Linked DNA regions of Homo sapiens: regions 2 and 3 are each linked to region 1. A link is a contact called in ENCODE Hi-C or POLR2A ChIA-PET data. All regions are on one chromosome and are shown on one strand. The core of a region is the stretch at or near the end of the contact, and the rest is flanking DNA. Distances in the headings are between cores, read along the strand shown. Region 1 holds the start of AP5Z1 (adaptor related protein complex 5 subunit zeta 1). Region 2 holds the start of ZDHHC4 (zDHHC palmitoyltransferase 4). Region 3 overlaps LOC105375130 (a long non-coding RNA gene).

Region 1 (3,411 bases), core at 568-3,067:
TAAGAGAGACTAGCAGTTACTTGTGGGGGAAGGGAGTGGGCGTTGACTGGGAGGGGGCCACAGCGGGGAACCTCTGGGGAGCTGGAAATGGTCTAGGTCTTGAACTCAAACCATGGCAGGAACATTTACACCACAGAAATTATCAAACACAAATCAACCCCCGGCTCCCCACCGTCGCCAATGGAGCCGAGGCTTAAGACATTTGCAAATTTACCACCGATTTCTAGAAATGTAAATAGTGGAGTTCATTTAAGATTTGTGCGCTTTGGTGTGGACGTTTTACCCTAGTAAACGTTAAACACTGGCAGTAGGCTTTCCATAGACTACCTGTCACCAGCTTTCCTTTGCCAGTCTTCAACCTGCGGCTCCAGGGGCACCCGCCGCACTCCACCGACTCCCATCCACCGCTCACCATCCACCGATTCCCATCTCTTCATTCTCTGCACCAGGTGCCCTCAGACATCACTGGGCGCCCTAGGGCATCTCAAAGCCATGTTTGGAACTCCTGCAGGAAGCCCTCCCTCCTCCTCCTCCTTCCTTCCATCCAGGGGTCTTCTCGGGGCTTATCCCTTCAAGGCCTAACCTTGACCCACCCTATCTACGCAACATTGATTCCCACCCCTACCCTATTCCCCAGAACCTTCAGCAGTGCCTAGCGCAGCTAGGACTCAATCATCGCTTGTCCACTTAATGAATGACTCTTGGCACAAATTTCCTCGTCCTTTTCTGCCCCAGACAGACACCCCACAAACATGAAGTTACCCTTGATTTTTCCACTTTCTTCCTCCTGCCTGCAAATTCCTCAATCACAGGTGGTGCAAATCCTACCTCTAAATGGTACTGAATCTGCCTACTTTCGGGGCAACCTCCCTTACCTGGACCACAACTGCACCAGCCTCCTTTCTCCCTCAGGAGCTTCCCAATCCATTATCTCCCCTGCGGCCAGAGATCAGTTTCCTCCTGGGGTGCATTTAAGCCATAGGAAGCAGATCGCTACCCTAGGCCCGTCCCTCCCCACCCCTTGGTCTGGACACCCTCTGGGCTCATCTTAGGCCGCAGTCGCCGAAGCCTTCCTCCTCCGGTTGGACCCCCAACCAGGTCAGGCTGTCATAGCGTTTATCATGACGCTGGCGTGTCGCCCTGTGTCCCTCGGCCGTCTGCAGGATGGCAAACTTATGGCCAGGGCCCAGCACATTTGGGCACCCAACACATCCGTTAGAATGAACAGAAACTTCCCCTCTCCGAGCCTGTGGCCTCATCTGTAAAACAGAGATCGCGAGATCCCATGAATACCGTGGGGATTGAATAAGGGATTTTTTCGTTTCAAGCAGCAGGAACAGCGCGGGATGGGTGCTCAATAAATGGGAGCTCAAAAAATCCCCAAAACTGCCCAGAGCCGCGGCTATTCCTTGCAAACTGCTGGACACTGCTGGGCTCAGCCCACAAGTGTCGGAGTTTGCATCAGATTTTCAGGTCGTACTTAGCAAAGGGACTCCCGCACGACAAAGCTGTTTACGAAACAGAAACCAGAACTGGGGCAGTGACACTTTGGGGCCAGCAATGCCCTCTCCCAAAGCCCCAGGCGCCCAATTTCCGCCGAAATGCTTTCCGGGGTCGAAGGGCGCCGGGGCTCCAGAGTGCCGAGGTTCCGGGGTCGCGCGATTCCGCAGCTCCCAGGCGCCGACCCGGACCCCCGGCCGCGGCACCTACGCCCCGCCCCAGTCGCTCCACGCCAAAGCCCATTGGTCGGCAACCTGTCCCTCCTGCTCATGTGATGCGGCACGTGACGCAGCCACGTAAGGCCGCTGCGCTCACGTGACGCGGTCCCGGAAGTTGACCGGGGTGCGGAGCTCCTGGGCTGCAGCTCCTGGAGTTTCCGAGGTTCGTGCGCGTCTGGTGGCGGCGGCGTGATGTTCTCGGCAGGAGCGGAGAGTTTGCTCCACCAGGCCAGGTACGGGGGAGCTGCGGCCCCGGCCCTCCTTCCTGCATCTCTCCCTAGGGGCACACGGGGGTGGGTCTCACAGGGCAGGGGCTTGGGCGCCAGCCTTGCAGGAACCCGACTGGACTCGCCCTCGAGACTTGGGGATCGGGTAAGGCAACACGGCGGCCAGGCTTGGGGTGAGGAGGTCGGGGAGGGTCATGGTGGGTCCCCGGAGGAGGTGACACTTGAGCAGAGTCTTGGTGAGTGAAAGCAAGTGGGGTGGGACCCAGTCGACAGTTTAGTCAAAGGCTTGGCGGTGAGAACTCCGCGTCTGGCAGGAAATCGGGCAGCCGGGAGATTTCAGTGCCTCACAGTCAAGAACGCAAAGTCACAGTGTCCGGAGGCCTGCTAAGGAATAAGGCTGTGTGCCAGGCTGGGGAGCTGGAGGCCATCCGAGGGCTTTGCGGAACCGTGGGAGGGTTTTGTGACTTAAAAAGATCTCTCTTGCGCGGATGTATTAGCTAGGCTGAGAAATCACCCTCCAGGCTGGTTTCAGGCTGTGTCTGGACTCCCAGTAACGAGTGAGTAGCTCCTTCCTCACCAACTAACCAGTCATGGGGGAAAACAGTGTAAGCCAGGACTGAACAGACTCACGGTCCACCAAACAGGCAAAGACTTCATACTACATGTTTAAAAGAAGAAAATGCTGACCGGGCGTGGTGGCTCACGCCTGTAATCCCACCACTTTGGGAGGCCAAGGCAGGCGGATCACCTGAGGTCAGGAGTTCGAGACCAGCGTGCCCAACATGAGGAAACCACGTCTCTACTGAAAATACAAAAAAAAAAAAAAAAAAAAAAATTAGCCGGGCGTGGTGGTGGGTGACTGTAATCCCAGCTACTCGGGAGGCTGAGGCAGGAGGATTGCTTGAACCTGTGAGGTGGAGGTTACAGTGAGCTGAGATGGCGCCACTGCACTCCAGGCTGGGGGACAGAGCGAAACTCCGTCTCAAAAGAAAAAAGAAAAAAAGTAAAGAAAATACAGCCAGCACTACAGCCCCTTGGTAAACGTAAACAAACTTGGTGAGGTGAGAGGCCGAAGCAGGAGAAGTGCATGAACCCAGGAGGCCGAGGGTGCAGTGAGCCAAGATCGCACCACTGGACTCCAGTCTGGGTGACAGAACGAGACTCCATGTCAAAACAAACAAGCAAACCTGGACTCAGAGCTAGACCAATTGGTGGGAAAGATTCGGGTGGTTGAAATTGCTGTGATTATAGTGAGTGAGGTCTTGAAGGCAGGTTAAGTTCTAAAGCCCGAACAGGACAAAAATCTCTGATCAAAATAACCCTTAAGAGTCCACTCATTAGGAAGAGGCTTGGTGAATATGCAGCACCATCTCCCAGCAGCTCAACATAGGCAACCTTCCCTTCAATCCTGGACAGATATGTCATTCATGTGAATGTGGGGACTATATGAAAATGAAAAATACTGG
Region 2 (3,411 bases), core at 637-3,136, 1.8 Mb after region 1:
AGTCTGTTTTCTCTTATGCTATTTATAAAATGCAGGTGTCAAGGTTTGCGCTTGGATGTTTTAAAGAGGCAAAAAATCAAACATGCCTAGGTTTCAGGAACTGACCAAGTGCTGAGAGATTAATCTTTTTTTTTTTTTTTTTCTGAACCAGGGTCTTGTTTTGTGGTCCAGGCTGGAATGCAGTGGTGTGATCCTAACGCACTGCAGCCTTGACCTCCTGGGCTCAAACAATCCTCCCACCTCAGCTTCCTAAGTAGCTGGGACCACATGTGCATGCCAGCACACCCGGCTAATTTTTAAATTTTTTGTAGAGACAAGGTCTCCATATGTTGCCCAGACTGTTCCCAAACTCCTGGGCTCAAGCGATCCTCCCACCTCGGCCTCCTGAAGTGCTGGAATTATAGGTATGAGCCTTGGTTTTTCAATTCTGGGTCCATAAATTTATGAAGACCTTGGATACAATGTACACAGGAGAAGGCATCCTGTTGGTAAGGAGTTTCATAAAAAGGAAAAGAAAACGCATCAAGAAGCTGACGTAGGTAGCAAAGAGACAGGAAAAGAGAAGAGCTTTAAGGCCAGTGTTTGGAGATCAGACATTTCCCCTCAAAGGAGGACAGGCCTGGCTCAGGTCTTCAGAGGCATCAGGAATAGACCCTGGCCTCAGCTGATTCAGAGATGGTCAGAGCAAAGGACACCCCACAGGGCCTTCTCAGGGCTATGTTTGGAAGCAGCTCTTGTTACCCCAAGCCTGCCTAGCATCAAACACCCTTCCCTTTTATCCTCAACGTTTGTGGTCAAGTATTTGTCACTGCCCCGAGGATATTTAGGGCTGTACAGAGCAACATGTCCTTGTCATCAGGAGCAAGGACACACATGGAGCGGAATCTGACTGATGGGTACACATTGTGCTTTCTGCCCGCTTCTGCAACGGAAGATGCTGGAAATGTTCTGCTAGATCTCAACAGTGTGGGTGGCTGAAAGCAAACTCTGTCCACCACACAGACATAGTCTGAGAGCCCCCTAAGTGTGACTGCCCTGGGCCACCTGGATCCCCCTGCTGGGCTCTGAGCAGGGACATGACTGGTCTCTGTGCAGGCCGCAGGGCAGCTTAGTCCCTGTCACAGCCCCAGAATGATCGCCCCCACCAGGCCCAGGTCGGTCCTCCTGTAAGTCTCCTGGCAATACTGCTCTAAAATCCCACTTCCAGCCCAGTGCAGGGACTCACGCCTGTAATCTCAACACTCTGGGAGGCCGAGGTGGGAGGATCACTTGAGCCCGGGAGTTCGAGATCAGCTTGGGCAACATAGTGAGACACCCGTCTCTACAAAAAAAAAAAAAAAAAAAAAAAAATTAGGCGGGTGTGGTGGCATGCACCTGTGGTCCCAGCTACTTGGGAGGCTGAGGCAGGAGGCATTGCTTGAGCCCAGGAGTTGGAGGTTGTAGTGTGCTAGGATAGCGCCATTGCACTCCGGCTTGGGCGACAGAGCGAGGCTGTTTCTGAATGAATGAACGAATACATAAGTAAATAAGAAAATAGGTAATACATAAAATAAAATAAATAAAATAAAATAAAATAAAATAAAATAAAATAAAATAAAATAAATAAAATAAAATAAATAAAATAAAATAAATAAAATAAAATAAATAAAATAAAATAAATAAAATAAAATAAAATAAAATAAAATAAAATAAAATAAAATAAAATAAAATAAAATAAAATCGCACTTCCCAGCGGTTACACCCGGCCACGGAGGTCCCCAGGCTGGCTGCGAGGGCGCCGGGGAGGTCACTGTTACTCCAGCCCCGCAACCCGCGGCGGCCCTCGCACACTTCCGCCGGAAGTCAGCCCCTCAGGGGCGCCGTGCTGATGTCACGAGCCCGCAGGAAGTCTCGTATCGCGCCCGGGAGGCGCCGGAGCCCAGCGGCTGGCGGTAAGGCCGCCTCCGCGGGGCTGTGGGAAGCTTGGGCTGTCCCAGGACCGTCAGTCTCCTCCTCTGACCCTCCCTTTCCCCTTGTGTGTAGGGCCGCCGTCCCACCCCCACCTCGCCCGAGTCCGGGGCGGCCCCGGTGTCCCCTCCGAGCCTGCTGCACTCCACGTCCCCCTACCAGGGCTCCAGCCCCCAGGGAAATCTCCGACCAGGCCCGCCCAGGAGGTGCCTTGGATGGGGGTGGCTTCGGGAGGCCCTAATGGGGAGTGGCGGGGAGAGACCCAAGGCTACCGACTTGGCTTATTTCTTCCCAACTAGCTGTTTCTCACAAAGTCTTTATTATTATTGTATTTTGAGACGGGGTTTCGCTCTTGTTTCCCAGGCTGTAGTGCAGTGGCGCGATCTCGGCTTACTGCACCCTCCGCCTCCCGGATTCAAGCAATTCTGCCTCAGCCTCCCCAGTAGCTTGGATTACAGGCATGCGCCATCACGCCCAGCTAATTTTTTTTGTATTTAGTAGAGACGGATTTCACCATGTTGGTCAGGCTGGTCTCGAACTCCTGACCTCAGGTGTTCTACCCGCCTCGGCCTCCCAAAGTGCTGGGATTATAGGCGTGAGCCACCGCGCCCGGCCTCTTTTATTGTTTTTAGAGATGGGGTCCAGCTCTATGGCCCAGGCTGGAAGGCAGTGGCACGATCACAGCTCACTGCAGCCTCGACCTCCTGGGCTCAAGCCATCCTTCCACCTCAGCCTCCCAAGTAGCTGGGACCACAGGCGCGGGCCACCACGCCCCACTGATTTTTAAATTTTTATGTAGGGACAGTGATCTCACTGTGTTGCCCAGGCTGGTCTCGAACTCTTAACCTCAAGCTATCCTCCTGCCTGGGCCTCCCAAAGATTTGGGAGCAGGCCTAAGCAACTTAGTCTGGGCCATTTCTCCCAAAGTCTTACCCATTCATGCTGGGGGTGCTGAAAATCCCCTACTTCCAAATCCTTTTCCACAGGTATTCTGCCTTTGACTGCAACTCTTGTCGTCTTATGTGGGTGTTGAATTGATCTGTCTCTGCAGCCAGATCCAGGCTCCTGGAAGAACCATGTCCGGCAGCTACTGGTCATGCCAGGCACACACTGCTGCCCAAGAGGAGCTGCTGTTTGAATTATCTGTGAATGTTGGGAAGAGGAATGCCAGAGCTGCCGGCTGAAAATTACCCAACCAAGAGAAATGTAGGCTGGGTACCCTGAATCACCCCGTGAGAATTGCTGCTGTTTGTTTACTCTCACCTATCATGTCATGAATAGCTTCTTGTTTGGTTATCTCACTTGGCATTACAGCCCAGAATCTTATCTGCTAAGGTCAAAAGTGACCAGTTCCGGTATCTTTTTTGGTTTGTTTTTGAGACAGGGTCTCATGCTGTCGCCCAGGCTTGAACTCCTGTGCTCAAGCAATCCTCCCGCCTCAGCCTCCACAGGCATGCGCAACCA
Region 3 (3,411 bases), core at 500-2,999, 1.7 Mb before region 1:
AAAAAAAAGCCATCCAGGCTGGGGAATGAGCATTTGCAAAGGCCCTGTGGCAGGGGGCTCATGGCAAGCAGGAGGTCAGAGTGGAAAGGGAGGGGCGCAGGGCAAGAAGAGATGTGGAGGGGGCAAGGGCCAGGCTTGGAGGGTCAAGTTAAGACACTTTAGTCTTTATCCTAAGAGTAATGGGAACCCCTGAAGGATGTAAAGGGAGTAACTTGGTCAAATTTGTGTTTTAGAAAGACCAGCTGGGGCATGCCTGGTGGCTCATGCCTGTAATCCCAGCACTTTGGGAAGCTGAGTCAGGAGAATCACTTGAGGCCATGAGTTCGAGAACAGTCTGGGCAAAACAGTGAGACCCCAGCTCTACAAAAAATAATTAGCCAGGCGTGAAGGTACACACCTGTAGTCCCAGCTACTCAGGAGGCTGAGGTGGGAGAATTGCTTGAACCCGGGAGTTCAAGGCTTCAGTGAGCTACAATCCTGCCCCTGCACTCCAGCCTGGGCGACAAGAGAGAAACCCTATCTTAAAAAAATAAAAATAAAGGCCACCCTGGCTGCTCGCAGGGGGCTGGACTGCCCCCACCACATGGCCCTGCAGAAATGAAGGCCTAGTCCCTGGGTGGTGGGAGGGCTGCTGGCAGAAAGTCCCGGCTCCCCATCCTTCAGGGATAGTGGCTGTGGGGAACGTGCTGGCTCTGAGGCATACTCCATTCCAGGACAGCCAGCAGCTGATGCATGATCAACGAGGGGTAAAAAGGCCCAGACTCAGCTCTGAGGGTCTCCCCACCCCATTTCCAGATTCCCTTCAGGGTTGTCTGAAGCCTTCACGGAGGCTGCCTCAAAGCTCAATATCCTTCCTGCCTAATTCTGTACTTTTCCCTTCCCCGGATGCCAGTCCTAAGAGAACCCCTTGACAGATCTCCTGCACAGTCTCCTCCCTCTCTGAGTCTGCTTCCTGGGGCACCCACCCCTCCACCCTCCGGCAGGAGAAGGGATCAGAGACAGTACAGAGTGGAGGAGGGGATGGGCTCTCTAAGTCAGATGGAGCGAGCTCACGGCCTGCACTGGGTGGTGACGGAAGAGACCCAGGCAAGGAGGGCGCCTGTCAGGGCTAAATCATGTCCCCACAAACGATGTTAAACCTCCAAAAGATCATGTCCTAACCCCCAATGCCTGCAAATGCCATCTTATTTGGAAACAGGGTCTTTGCAGATAATCAAGTCAAGATGAGGTTCTTAGGGTGGGCCCTAAACCAAGATGACTAGTGTCTTCATGAAAAGGGAAATTTGGACACAGACACACAGGAGAGCACACGTGAGGATGAAGGTGGAGATCAGAGGGATGCGTCTACAAGTCGAGGATCACTGCAGATTGTGGAGAACCACCGGGAGCTGGGGAGAGGCCTGGGGCAGGTTCTCTGCCCCCAGAAGGAACCAACCCTACCAACACCTTGATCTTGGACCTCTGGCCTCCAGCCCCATGAGGCCATACATTTCTGTTGTTTAAGTTGCCCTGTTTGTGGTACTTTGTCGTGGCAGGCCCAGCATACTAATATAGGACCCAAGAGGTAGCTGGGGAAAGATTGGGCAAACTGTGTGCATGGCATCATTACTCAGGTCAAAAATTTGAAATGAAGCTCAAACTTAAAAATATTGGTAAGTATGAAAAAAAAAGCATGATAAAAAAAAAAAAAAGAAAAGCTATTGCTGCTAAAGGAAGAAGGGTAGGGTTTCCCCACCTCCATCAGCTTGCAAAAATGAGGCTGGTGACGTGGCTGTGGGTCTCATTTCCTGCACGGCCTGTTGGGGTTTGTGTAGTTTCTGGGCACTCAGCTTGAGAGGCTGACCTCCCAAAGGCATTGGGAGCCTGCGGGAGCCAGCCAGGGGGAGCACAGCTGTGCAGCCATGCCTGTTTGTCCTGACCCTACAGCAGGACGCAGGCGCCCCACCACCCAGAACCCCAGAACCGGATGTAGGAGGTGGTGAGAGCTGCATTGGTTGATTTCCTATTTTCTTCCTTCCTATTTTTTTTTTTTTAATTTTTTAGAGCAAGGTCTTGCTCTGTTGCCCACGCTGGAGTGCAGTGGTTCAATCATAGCTCACTGCAGCCTCTACCTCCCGGGCTCAAGCAATCCTCCTGCCTTAGCCTCCTGAGTAGCTGAGACCACAGATGCATGCCACCATGCTCGGCTAATTTTTAATTTTTTTTTTTTTTTTTGTAGAAAAGGGGGGTCTTGCTATGTGGCTCAGGCTGGTCTCAAACTCTGAAGCTCAAGTGATCCTCCCACGTTGGCTGCCCAAAGTGTGGGGATTATAGGCGTGAGGCACCGCACCTGGCCTGATCTCCTATTTCAGTAATGTATCACCTCCTGTGCAAAGAAGGAAGATTGTTGCAAATTAAACATAAAAACATGAAAGCTTTTCAAGCTGGGTATCTAAGTAGCCTTTTCATTCCCACCAACTCCATGACAGATTCCTATATGTGTTGTGCATAACCATTATTAAAATAACAATATCGCCCTGTTGGAAGAATTCAGAATGTCACTAGAACATTCTAAAGATAAAGGCCAAAAAAAACCCAAACCCCCCCCCCACACACACAAAAAACACAACCAAGCTTTATCTTTGGAACAGAATAAGGTTAAAAAAAATTAAAATAATCACAAAGGTATGATTTAATCTTTACAATGTTATAAATATTAATATGAAAAAGACTTTATATTGGGAAACATTATTATACAGTATAACGCTAATTTTATGAAAATCAATTCATTTAGTGCTCATACATTTTTTACCTCTCTCTTTGGCTTTTGCTGACGATTTACGTCTTATCATTTTCTACTTCAACACCTACCACCTTGCACTGGGGTACAGTGCAGGATTTGGACATCACAATTTTTTCTTCAGTAATGCCCCAAGGTTTCCCACAGATAAGAGGAGAAGGTTGGCCAGGTGTGGTGGCTCATACCTGTAATGGCAGCACTTTGGAAGGCTGAGGTGGGAGGATCACTTGAGCCTGGGTGTTTGAAATCAGTCTGGGTAACATAATGAGACCTCATCTCTATTAAAATTAAAAAACTAGCCAGGCATGGTGGTGAACACCTATAGTCCCAGCTACTCGGGAGGCTGAGGCAGGAGGATCACTTGAGCCCAGGAGGTTGAGGCTGCAGTGAGCCATGATTGTACCACTGCACTCCAGTCTGGGCCCCAGAGCAAGATCCTATCTCAAAAACAGCAACAACAAAAGAATAGGATGTTGCCAAAATAGGACAAACAACTGAGCTGAACGTTGGATGTTTTTAATCATAAGCATGGCTTGATTTACATCACTCCCTTCAGAAATGCAAAGGCTTCAGACATCGAGCCAAAGGCAAAACCATTGCAGGTATGTGGGGCCGGGAGAGCCCCAGCGAAG

Evidence for each region. A loop is a pair of places that touch in the nucleus more often than their neighbours do. ChIA-PET counts read pairs that join two places held with the same protein, here RNA polymerase II (POLR2A). Pooled maps may share reads with other maps.
Region 2: a pooled map shows a loop between it and region 1 (16-fold over the local background). The contact joins the promoter of ZDHHC4 here to the promoter of AP5Z1 in region 1. A Hi-C loop is called at or near these places in 1 of 37 single-sample maps with no recorded cell type and 4 of 50 pooled maps. POLR2A ChIA-PET finds 5 or more read pairs at or near these places in 1 of 52 experiments (CD4-positive, alpha-beta T cell).
Region 3: a loop to region 1 is called in a pooled map, with 5 times the contacts of the local background. The contact joins the enhancer-like site here to the promoter of AP5Z1 in region 1. A Hi-C loop is called at or near these places in 2 of 50 pooled maps. POLR2A ChIA-PET finds 5 or more read pairs at or near these places in 2 of 52 experiments (CD4-positive, alpha-beta T cell and activated B cell).

Annotation. Positions count from the first base shown.
Region 1 is chr7:4,773,806-4,777,216 of GRCh38, forward strand. It overlaps AP5Z1 (adaptor related protein complex 5 subunit zeta 1), which reads left to right and starts at 1,818. Exons shown (of 17, transcript NM_014855.3): 1 at 1,818-1,951. The coding sequence starts at 1,911. RefSeq lists enhancers at 560-1,236, 1,237-1,913, 1,287-1,336, 1,377-1,466, 1,897-1,966 and 2 more and a silencer at 1,647-1,776.
Region 2 is chr7:6,575,568-6,578,978 of GRCh38, forward strand. It overlaps ZDHHC4 (zDHHC palmitoyltransferase 4), which reads left to right and starts at 1,887. Exons shown (of 8, transcript NM_001134389.2): 1 at 1,887-1,931; 2 at 2,999-3,153. RefSeq lists a silencer at 1,907-2,236 and an enhancer at 2,515-3,130.
Region 3 is chr7:3,090,847-3,094,257 of GRCh38, forward strand. LOC105375130 (a long non-coding RNA gene) reads right to left here. Exons shown (of 2, transcript XR_007060191.1): 2 at 3,280-3,411. Among named protein-coding and RNA genes, the nearest start is that of CARD11, 49 kb to the left of the region's middle. Within about 2 kb of position 1,750, at least 9 of the 41 ENCODE cell types and tissues checked have a DNase peak (open chromatin) inside an H3K27ac peak, as active enhancers do; they include CD4-positive, alpha-beta T cell, where a contact is called at or near this core.